Regions from separate parts of the Mus musculus genome. Here region 1 is linked to region 2. The links are chromatin loops, found by intact Hi-C in ENCODE. Cell type or tissue: heart. All regions are shown on one strand. Each heading gives the region's core, and the rest is flanking DNA. Links, peaks and the distances in the headings are about the cores only.

Region 1 (5,371 bases), core at 304-5,303, 50 kb after region 2:
ACCTTTGATCCACTGACCCTGCAGCCTCTCTTACCAAAATTGCACCAACTTACCTGTCCTTATTCTAAATTGTTAAAGGAGGCTGCCTTGAAGACAGGACAGAACCAAAGAGCTTGAGAACTGCCACATGGCCAGGAAGTATTTGTGGACAGAGAACAGGATCAAAGATCAAAACCTGATTCCCAAAAGGCTGGTGTTACTTTTTGTTGTTGTTGTGTTTGTTTGTTTCTTGGTTTTTCAAGACAGGGTTTCTCTGTGTAGCCCTGGCTGTCCTGGAACTCATTTTGTAGACAAGGCTGGTCTCAAAATTCACCTGTGCCTCCCAAGTGCTGGGACTAAAGGTGTGTGCCACCATGCCCGGCTCCTACTCAAAATCTTACACATGGCAGCTTACAACTGTCTGTAACTCCAAGCTCTGACAGCCTCACACAGACATATGTGCAGACAAAATACTGATGCACATAAAATAAAAATAGATAAATTAAAAAAAAAAAAAGAAAGAGGGAAGGAAAGAAGGGCTGGAGAGGTGGCTCAGTGGTTAAGAGCATTGACTGCTCTTCCAGAGGTCCTGAGTTCAATTTTCAGCAACCACATGGTGGCTCACAACCATCTGTAATGAAATCCAATGCCCTGTTCTGGTGTGTCTGAAGACAGTGACAGTGTTCACACCTAAATAAAAAAGAAATAAATCTTAAAAAAAAAGAAAAGAAAAGAAAAGAAAGCCAGGACGGTGGTGGCGCACGCCTTTAATCCCAGCACTTGGGACGCAGAGGCAGGCAGATCTCTGAGTTCGAGGGCAGCCTGGAGCCTGGTCTACAGAGTGAGTTCCAGGACAGCCAAGGCTTCACAGAAAAACCCTGTCTAAAAAAAAAAAAAAAAAAAAAAAAAAGGAAGAAAAAATAATTCTTCTTTTGGGACTGGAGGGACGTCTTAGGAATTAAGGGCTCTTGCAGAGGACCAAGGTTTGGTTCCCAGCACAACAACCATCTGTAACTCCAGTTCCAGAGGGTTCCATACTCTCTTCAAATCTCCCCGGTACTGCACATATGTGGTGCACGTGCATAAATGAGGAAAGCACTCATAAATATAAAATTAAAAAGAGCTTATTTAAGATATTCTTAAGTGGCGCTCCTCCACTTTCAGAAATTATTTTTTAAATTTTAATAAACCTATGTTGCTGTTCGAAAAATAAATTCATTAAGAATCTTGATCTGGAGAGATGGTTCAGAAGTTAAGAAAACTTGTCATCCCACGGGACCCAGGTCTAGTTCACAGCATTAACAACGGTCCAGGGGGATCTGACACTATTTTGACTTTTTTTTTTTTTTTTTTTAGATTTATTTATTTAGTGTATATATGAGTATAGAGGTCACCTGATCCCATTACAGATGGTTATAGGCCACAATATCGTTGCTGGGAATTGAACTCAGAATATCTGGAAGAACAGTCAGTGCTCTTAACCATTGAGCTATCTCTCAAGCCCTTATTTTTTTTTAAAGATTTATTTTTATTTTATGTATATGAGTACACTGTCGCTGTCTCCAGACACATCAGAAGAGGGCATCGAATCCCAGTACAGGTGGCTATGAGCCACCATGTGGTCACTGGGAATTTAACTCAGGACCTCTGGAAGTGCAGTTGGTGTTCTTAACTGCTGAGCCATCTCTCCAGCCCGGTTTGACTTCTGAAAATGTCACGCACGCCCGTGGCGCACATTCGTACACACGGGGGGGGGGGAACCTCACACATTTGTAAATCTGAAATTAAGAACAAAATATGAACGGGACATGACATCTGGAGACTGAATTGGCAGAGACAGGACTTGAGGGAGATGTGCCCGAAATCATGGCGCATTAAAGGCATGGCTTGATTGGAAGACTGAGAGCAATGTTGGTGATCACATCAAAATCACTGGTTAGGTAAAAGAGCAGTTTCATTCAGTCTATCTTAAGAGCTCACGAGAACAACGCAGTCAGTTGTCTCACACTAAGCCTGCTTCAACGCCGTTGTTTTCGTTGCTGTGTGGGACTAGCCCTGTGTGATTCCGTTCTAGAAGTGAGAGGAAGCACAATGCCTCCATTTTTCTTCATTATCATGAAATTTGGCTGCTGCAGAACGCCGTAGTTCTTTACATTCTAAACCTCAGCGTCGACGAGGCGTTTCGCTAAGCTTGAACCCAATCATTCTCCGTAGACCCTATTTGTCAATCCTAGTGGGCGGGAAAAATGTGTGTAAAATGACATTCGATGCGCGCCCTTCGACCCGACGCCTATGCGTCAACACGTTCGCACGCTCAGGGGGCGGAGCCATCACTTGGCTTTATATAGCCTGCACTGGCTCCTGGTCGCTCTCTATCTGCGGCGTGTGGCGGCGAGATGGTACGTATGGCCATGCTGCCTTCTAACTTGGTCTCCTGTGGGCCTGGCTTGTATTCACCTCCCATCGGCGCCATCCCTGGCTCGCCAATCCTGAAAGGATGTAATAGGGGATCGATGTGAGGGCCGCGACCGTCCGGAAATTCAGGGACCTTAACGGCCTTACGGAGGATGTGTGTGGGACCGGCCTGGGCCTGTGTGCGACCCATTTGATATCAGCGTAATCCTAAGGGACTTATGGAATGGGCTGTTTTGTGCTTAATTCGAGGGTAGTGGTCAGTCTGGTAGGGATGGCCCAGGTCTTTAGGAATGCATTGGTTAAGTGGAGAAATTTGGCAAATCGGGTCGGGTCTCCATTTTGGAATGTTATAAGAGTGGAAGGTGCATCTCTAGAGTTCTCAGAAGCCACAAATGATGAACCTTTTGACGGGCGGACAGAAACTCTGTGCTGAATGTCAAGTTCTGATTTGGCTTTAGGAGGGAGTGTTTGAGGCCGACTTGCATTAGACTCCATCTTGATACGCCATGTTGCCATTTAGTCACATGGGATACTCTTGAAAGTTCACCCATCGAGGTTTTAGTATAACTAAGCTGTTTTGTGTTTGAAAGGCATGGAAACTAAAAGCATTAAGCTGAAGTCTTATTGCAGTCTGTCCTCTGATACAATTCCTTTAAATGTGGAACCCTCCTTTGGGCTTGATTGGAAGACTGAGAGCAATGTTGTGATCTCTCCCTTTACCTCAGTCTCACAGGAAATTCTCAGCTCCCAGGCATGGGTCCTTGGGCTTCCTGCCTCGCAAGCGCAGCAGCCGGCATCGTGGGAAAGTGAAGAGCTTCCCTAAGGATGACGCTTCCAAGCCCGTTCACCTCACAGCCTTTCTGGGTTACAAGGCTGGCATGACCCACATCGTCCGGGAAGTTGACAGGCCAGGATCTAGTATGTACAGTACTTCCTTGTCCAACTTGGGCTGTGTGTAATTTTGCCTGTAGTTACAGTAAATTCCCAAAGGAGCACAATAGCTTCATCCTGGGGTGCTTTGTGGTAAGTCTAGAACAAAGCCTGACTTAGTGTGGTAGTGCCCACACTAAGGGAGCCTAGAAGTGTTTTGGCCTAGCGAAATTTAACACAGATTCCTGTGCAGAGTCCTGTTGGGGTAGTTGGTTGTTTCCATGCCAGTGCCTGTTATCAACCCTAGGTACTCTGAAAAGGTAGACACATTTAACAAGTGTATTCTGGACATGAAACCAGACTAGTGATAAAGCTCCTCTTTGAGACAGTCTAGATAGCACATGGCATTTTGCTACTTCAGTGGTGATAGTCACCACCTGGCATGGTGCCTGTTAGCAGCCTTGCAAAGTAAGTGGAGGTTAGAAACTTTGGCTCAATTGTTAAAAGCTGCAGTTGGAGAGCCCGCAGTTCTGAAGAGCAGTCCTGGAAGGCCCAGTATTCTGATGCGGAGACAGCCATTCTGTCTAAATGGATGCTTGTATGTGCTGGGGTATTTGTGCTCCCACTGAAGCTTATGCCTGTTTGTCTTCACAGAGGTGAACAAGAAAGAAGTCGTGGAGGCTGTGACCATTGTGGAAACTCCCCCAATGGTGGTTGTGGGCATTGTGGGATATGTTGAGACCCCACGAGGCCTCCGGACCTTCAAGACTGTATTTGCTGAGCACATCAGCGATGAGTGTAAAAGGCGCTTCTATAAGAACTGGTAAGAGGCTCTTGGGTTCCCTTAGAAGTAAGGGACACTCTGAGCTGGGATGTAAAGTGAAGGAAGTTGGATCAAAGGTTTTTTGAACCAAAAGCTGACTGTTAACCCTTGAGGGTGCTGGTCAGTCCTGGTTAGCAGAAGTGTTAGAGTTGCTTTGACACTGAAGTGGCAGGGAAGCTGGAAAACAAGACATCCTGCATCTGGGCCTTAGTGTGAGGTAATCCTTTGAGGCTTGGATGCTGGCCTTGTCTGTACTAGATAGGTCCCCTGCCTCTGGCCTGAGCCCCTGACTTCCACTACTATGAGATGTGCCCCCAGATAAAGGGATGTTCTGGTGCCCTGGAGCAAGAGTTGTGTGTTGTGTATATTTGTGGCTTATATTAACCTGTGGACCTCTGCTCAGCTCCGCTCGGCTCTGCCCGATGAGCTTCATCCAGGCTCCGCTTGCCGGTGGAAAAGGCTCCTTAGAAGCCGGCAATGAGCCCCATCCCCAAATGGTGCCAGTCTGCCTTCCTCTCACCTGTTGCAAGGGTGATGAAGGCCTGCACCGGGCCCCTCCCCCAACTGTGCTCTGCTCCTGAAGGCACAAGTCTAAGAAGAAGGCTTTCACCAAGTACTGTAAGAAATGGCAGGATGACACAGGCAAGAAGCAGCTGGAGAAGGACTTCAACAGCATGAAGAAGTACTGCCAGGTCATCCGCATCATTGCCCACACTCAGGTAAGCACCTAAGGTTTGGGGCATTTTGCAGGCATTTTGTGATCCGAGGGGATTAGAGACATTTCTGGTGTCTTAAATCAACCAGCAGAGGGCACTGTGACACTGAGGCTTGCTTCTCTAGATGGTCTTACTGTGCTCTATCTGACTAATCTGAAATGATGGTGTGAGATTGGGCCAAGTATTCTGTTTTCTAAACACATTGCTAGTTAGGAACCATTTAGTAGCTCATGCATGAGTCCACCAACCACTGGCAAAGTCAGGTCTATTGGCTTTGAGCTTCTGGTGATTTACTTTCTAGTCCATTTGCCACCAGCCTGATATAAGCTTCATCTGCTTCTTTTAGATGCGTCTGCTTCCTCTACGCCAGAAGAAGGCACACTTGATGGAGATCCAGGTGAATGGAGGCACTGTGGCTGAGAAGCTCGACTGGGCCCGAGAGCGGCTGGAGCAGCAGGTTCCTGTGAACCAGGTGTTTGGGCAGGATGAGATGATTGATGTCATTGGCGTGACAAAAGGCAAAGGGTACAAAGGTAAGCTTTGCTGTAGTTTGTGGGTGATAATGTGA
Region 2 (5,371 bases), core at 230-5,229:
TTTCAGGCTGCTATGGCTGGGGTCTTCTAAACCTGCGGGTGAAGACCTTTTTGGAGGTCACAGGAGTTCTATATCAGATATCCTACATGTTAGATAGCTACATTATGATTCATAACAAGTAGCAAAATTAGTTATAAAGTAGCAATGAGATAATTTTGTGGTTGGGAGTCACAACATGAAGAACTGTTTTAAAGAGTTACATTAAGAAGGCTGAGAACCACCATTCTAAGATTTTCTTTAAAACCACTTTTCTTAGCTGAATGTAGTGGTGTATGCTGCCCCAGCATTCGGAAACAGATCTCCAAGTTCAAGGCCATATAGTGAGCTGGAGGTCAGCCACTGATACATAGTGAGACTTTGTCTCAAGACAATCAAACAAACTCAGCACTAGAGAGATGACTTAGTAGCCTGGAACATTGACTTTTGTTCCAGGAGACCCAAGTTCAGTTGTCAGAACCTTACGACTGGAACCTCCTTCTGCCCTCCACAGGCACCAGGCATGTACCCAGAACACTTACATGCAGGCAAAATGGAATTTTAAAAAATTAAAATTAAAAACAAACCAACTACCCAGGAAGCCCTCAAATCCAAAATCCCCAAAACCAAACCCTTTTAAAGCACACTGACTAGAGATAATAGGTAAAAATCCCTCAGAAGGCCTTTTCTTCCAGAAACTCTACCAAACTGCCCAAGGATGATGCCCCTTCAAGACCCACATGAGCCCATTACCAGCCTATCCCACAACTGTTCACTACCTGTCAACACACTATTTCTATCTGACACATGGATTTTCAGACCCCTCACATACAAATTTAGTTAAATACATTGTATTCCCCTTGGGTGTCCCTCCTGTCTTGTAAAAAACTGAATTTAAAAAAAAAAAAAAAAAAACCTAAAAAGGAAAGGCCATGACTGCTCCTACGTGTGGGTATGGTAGAGGAGAAAAGTTCTTACTGTAGGAAAATGGGAGAGCAGAGGCAGAGACATCTAAGAGAGTCCAGAGTCGAACCCTAAGCCATGGGGGAGAGGGAGGGAAGGGAAGGGGAAAGCAAGGGAATGGGGTACAGCAGCCAAAAAGACAAAGGTACAAAAGAGGTGGGTCACCAAAATTGTTCAGTTCTATAGGAAGAGCAGCCCGAGGGATGCTGGGAGAGCCTGACAACCAGGCTCACTTTGATGTGTTGAGACCTCAGCTATTTTTCTGGGTTTGAGACTTAACACCCCTGAATCCCCTGCAGTTCTCTGCGGCCTGTCCAGGGTTCCCTATGGAAGTCCACGCTGACTATGCCTTAGCCACGGTGCTGGGGCTCACGCTCCTCTTCCCCTGCTGCCCTTTCATCTTCCCAAGAGGCCCAGACTAGCAGCTTTCAAGGTCATTTGCAGAACACAGATATTGGAGCTGCTCTCACCAGACACAGGACGAAGGACAGGTCAGCAAGCCCTGCACCCTGCCCGGCTGGGACACCGGGATTCCTCTCAGTAGGTATGTCCTTTCATCCTGAGGATGGAAGGGGCCTTACACAGTTATCTTTTCCTGTTCCTTCCCTAGCATCAAGACACTACGGGTTAAAGCCGGCCCTCCCTCCCCCTTTTTAAAGTCCGCCAGCATACACAGAGAACACATTCTCTGTGTGCTGGGAAAAGCCTACACTCTGCCCTAACTGGTGTTCTTTGGGTCCCATCACAAGGAAGAGACAGAAGATACTTGACCCAGTCGACCTTTCTCTTGTTAGCAAGCCAACTCAGTCGGCATCAGTCACTATTTTTTTCCCAGCCCCTCTTTCTCTCAAGGTCACAATCATATCAGTGTTCCCCAGACGCTTTCTACAATGGGGACATTTATACAAGGGCCTTGCCCTCTGGGACCTTACAAAACAGAGAGCCAGACCTCTTTACTCCCAGGGTTTTACAAAAGGCCCGAGCAGGCACACAATAGTGAAGGGAAAGCCATCTCTCTCTTCCCCCACGTCTCCCTCTGGCTTCAGATCCTCTAGGCCAGGCAAGCTACTTCCCCCCACCCTTGAAAAGCCAAGACCTAGTTCCTGACCAATTTCCTCATTCTGTGACAGACACTGACCAAGCACCTAGCATGCAAGGGTGGTAGGGTGGTGAAGTCAACATGCTAAGAGGCGCTGGTCTTCAAGGAAGCAGACATCCAGAGGCAACTCCTACAGAGTGCCACGGTAAGGAAGGCCAAGGGATCCCCGCCCTGTCCTGGCAGATCCAAACAGTACTCTGAGCTAACATACATACATGTGTAACTGCACATATGTGAGAAAGATGCAGGGACGGGTAGACTACATCAAACCGTGGAGGTCCAGATGACCAGGTCGGGGTGCCTGGAGCCAACCTTCAACGGGACCCGGTGAACTGGGAGGCAGAAGTAAAACCCTACGCCCTCACTTGAGGAGCCTAAACCTTAGGGGTGTTTCTGGAACCAGACTATTTTAATCCTGCCTCTGCCTCTGCCGCTCACCAGCTGCCTGACCTCGGTTTCCTCGTCTGTAAAAACTTTTAGTCGCTAACTATTCTCCGGTGCTGCTGGCGAAGCTTATAAACGCGAGGCGGTCCACACAATGCCAGAGATACAGCACGCCTTACACAAGCGGGGGGCTATTTATTATTAGTCGTGTCCACGCTCCGGATGGCCCGCTCGGCGGCGCCACGTCCCCTTCCGGCTCGAGGACGCTCCCACTCCGCAGGACCCCGGCGCCCTTGACCCCCTAGAGGCCCCAGCCTGCGACGCGCACGCGCAGAACAGGCGCGGCGCCAGCCGGCTGTGGGTCTCGCGCGCTGCAAGCCCCCAAAGGCCTCTGGGGCGAGAGGGCCATGCTCTGCCATCTAAAGACAACAGTTCCTGCACCCGAGGACACACCCGAGCTCCCAACCCTCCCAGCCCGGAGAGCGGGTCGGTTTCCTCACACTCTGGAGCAGGCTCCTCCTCTGCGCCGCCATCTTGGAGGACCCCGCGGCGCGCCAGGCTCTCGGAGTGGCGGGATGAGGGGCTAGAGCGGCTCGGGCTGCCGCGGAGCTTATCCACAGCGCCCCCGGCGGAGCGGAGGAGGCGCAGCAGAGGCGCCTTGAGCAAGCGCGGCTCTTGCCCCCACCCCACCCCCAACCCCATCAGCCTACTTTCTTCGACTTTCTTGTTTCCTGGGGTCTTTATGGGTGTGCTTTCTCCCGGATTTTTTTTTCACCCCGATGGAGATCCTGAGATCCTATTTAAAGCGGCTTAGCGAGGAGGGAGCAAGAGAGAACGAATGATTCAGTTTACAAGAGTAGTGGGTGACTGACTGCCTGATCTTATAATGGAGGCCACCCCAATGCCAAACTAGCTGAAGTTAGATTTGGAGAAGACTGCAATTCCGAGTAGTTGTAAATTCTCAGAAGTTAAATTTATGGACGGTAACATGGGAGTGTAGTGTTAGCTGGCAATGTAATTGCAGGCCACTTGGCGTGACTGGCCAGTGCCCAAAGGAAGAGTCTGTTTGTTCTAGAAGCACGGTGCGGAAGCTCGATTTGGAGAGTCACAACTGTAATCCCAGAGTTTAGGAGACTGAGGCAGGGGGATTATAAATTTGAGTCCTGTAATCCCATCCCTTAAGAAGAGACAGGAGGAGCCGAGCGTGGTGACACACGCCTTTAATCCCAGCACTTGGGAGGCAGAGGCAGGCGGATTTCTGGTCTACAGAGTGAGTTCCAGGACAGCCAGGGCTATACAGAGAAACCCTGTCTTGAAAAAAAAAAACAAAAACAACAACAAGAAGAGACAGGAGGACCAGAAGTTTGATACCAGCATGGACTACTATATGACACCCTGTTTCATTAAATGAATAAATAATCCAGTATCAATTTTTTTAAAAGATTTGTGTATTTATGTATGAGTACACTATAACTGTCTTCACACACCAGATCCCATAGGTCCCATTAGAAACGGTTGTGAGGCACCATGTGGCTGTTGGGATTTGAACTCGGGACTTCTGGAAGAGCAGTCAGTGCTCTTAGCCGATGAGCCATCTCTCCAGCCCCCCAGTATCAAGCATTTTATTAAAGCAACAGGAAATGGCCTAAGACAGTGCTGATGGGCCAGTGTGGTGGCACATGCCTTTAATCCCAGCACTTAGGAGTCAGAGGCAGGCGAATTTCTGAGTTCGGGGCTAGCCTGGTCTACAGAGTGAATTCCAGGACAGCCAGGGCAACACAGAGAAACCCTGTCTCGAGAAAACAACAACAATAAAAAGACAGTGCTGATGGGAAGAAGTGTGTCAAAGATCCCTGCAGATTTTTTTTTGCAGGCTCAGGTAGGTTTATGGAGCAAGAGAAAGGTGTGAGTTCCACGTTAGCATGCTGAGTTTGGTGTGGTTCTGAGATGAGACGTTGTCAAGTCAGTAGGGGGGCTAGAGCTCAGAACACAAGCTGAGCATGCAAAGACATCACAGATGGAGCAGCTGAAGGGGCGGGATGGGGGGAGTGGACAGGGTCCAAGGGAGACGGTGCAAGGACACGAGCAACAGCGGGAGGCCTTTTGGAAAGATTTGATTGGCACATAACTGGATTCTATTTAGAGGCTCTGAGCTGAGGCTCTTCAGGTGGAAGACATATCCCTCATGGGGTGTGTGAGCAGAAGACAGGTTGGGAGGAGACACAGACACCTGAAGAGTAGAGGTTCTACAGAGGAATAGAAGACTGAAAGGGATCACAGGATTGGACGGTTTTTGTTTTCTTTCTTTTTGTTTCGATTTTATTTTGTTTTTTGAGACAGTGTTTCTCTGTGGAGCCCTGGCTGTCTTGGAACTCACTCTGTAGACCAGGCTGGCTTCTAATTGAGAGATCCACCTGCCTCTGCCTATCCAGTGCTGGGATTAAAAGTGTGCACTACTACACTCAGCTTTTCTGTTCGCTAGTTTGTTTTGATCCTGGGTTTTCTTACAGTTTAGCAAATGCTTGCGACATCAAATTGGTTTAAGGTCCCAGCAGAAGGGAATCAGTATGTTGGCAAATGAGGAAACTGAGGTATGCCAGTCTCATGGACCCCATGTGACTAAGTAGGGAGTGGGACTAAGCTTGGGGCTCACTAGCTCCCCTCAACTTTCTCTTCACATCTCTAAAATGGGTCCTCTTTTCCCCCAGGACAAACAGATGTGTCACCCTGGGGTTGTTTTTGATCAGTTCAAGAAGCACTTCTGCTGCAACTGTTGGTCCTGATAATCATCTAAACTGCCTGCGCTGGCTCAGGGCCTTATCACGAGTGTCCAGACGGGCAAGGCAGCCTTCGCTTCCATACATTTTCTGGAACATCCAATGACTGCACCATGACCTCCCTAACCCCAATCGCATACAAAGCAGGAAGACTTGCAGCAAGTCTGGCCCC

What was found. A loop is a pair of places that touch in the nucleus more often than their neighbours do. Peaks named below come from ENCODE experiments on the same cell type or tissue, not always from the same donor. Only the 100,000 strongest peaks of a DNase experiment are listed, where the experiment ranks them.
Region 1: it touches region 2 in a loop (5-fold over the local background); 13 of 42 quality-filtered maps call a loop at or near these places.

Annotation. Positions count from the first base shown.
Region 1 is chr15:80,080,331-80,085,701 of GRCm38, reverse strand. It overlaps Rpl3 (ribosomal protein L3), which reads left to right and starts at 2,296. Exons shown (of 10, transcript NM_013762.2): 1 at 2,296-2,378; 2 at 3,120-3,312; 3 at 3,919-4,087; 4 at 4,671-4,806; 5 at 5,150-5,336. The coding sequence starts at 2,376. It overlaps Snord43 (small nucleolar RNA, C/D box 43), which reads left to right and starts at 2,796; the gene lies at 2,796-2,843. It overlaps LOC115488570 (a small nucleolar RNA gene), which reads left to right and starts at 4,616; the gene lies at 4,616-4,670. In heart, for the core only: CTCF peaks have their summits at 2,358, 4,678 and 4,880 (motif pointing right); DNase peaks (open chromatin) are centred at 2,361 and 4,577; H3K4me3 peaks cover 3,860 bases; H3K27ac peaks cover 3,160 bases.
Region 2 is chr15:80,130,740-80,136,110 of GRCm38, reverse strand. Tab1 (TGF-beta activated kinase 1/MAP3K7 binding protein 1) reads right to left here and starts at 2,965. Exons shown (of 11, transcript NM_025609.3): 1 at 2,923-2,965. The coding sequence starts at 2,955. Gm31253 (a long non-coding RNA gene) reads left to right here. Exons shown (of 3, transcript XR_384256.4): 1 at 1-1,483; 2 at 5,131-5,371. In heart, for the core only: CTCF peaks have their summits at 2,794 and 3,019; DNase peaks (open chromatin) are centred at 1,450, 2,040, 2,870 and 2,930; H3K4me3 peaks cover 2,459 bases; H3K27ac peaks cover 3,168 bases.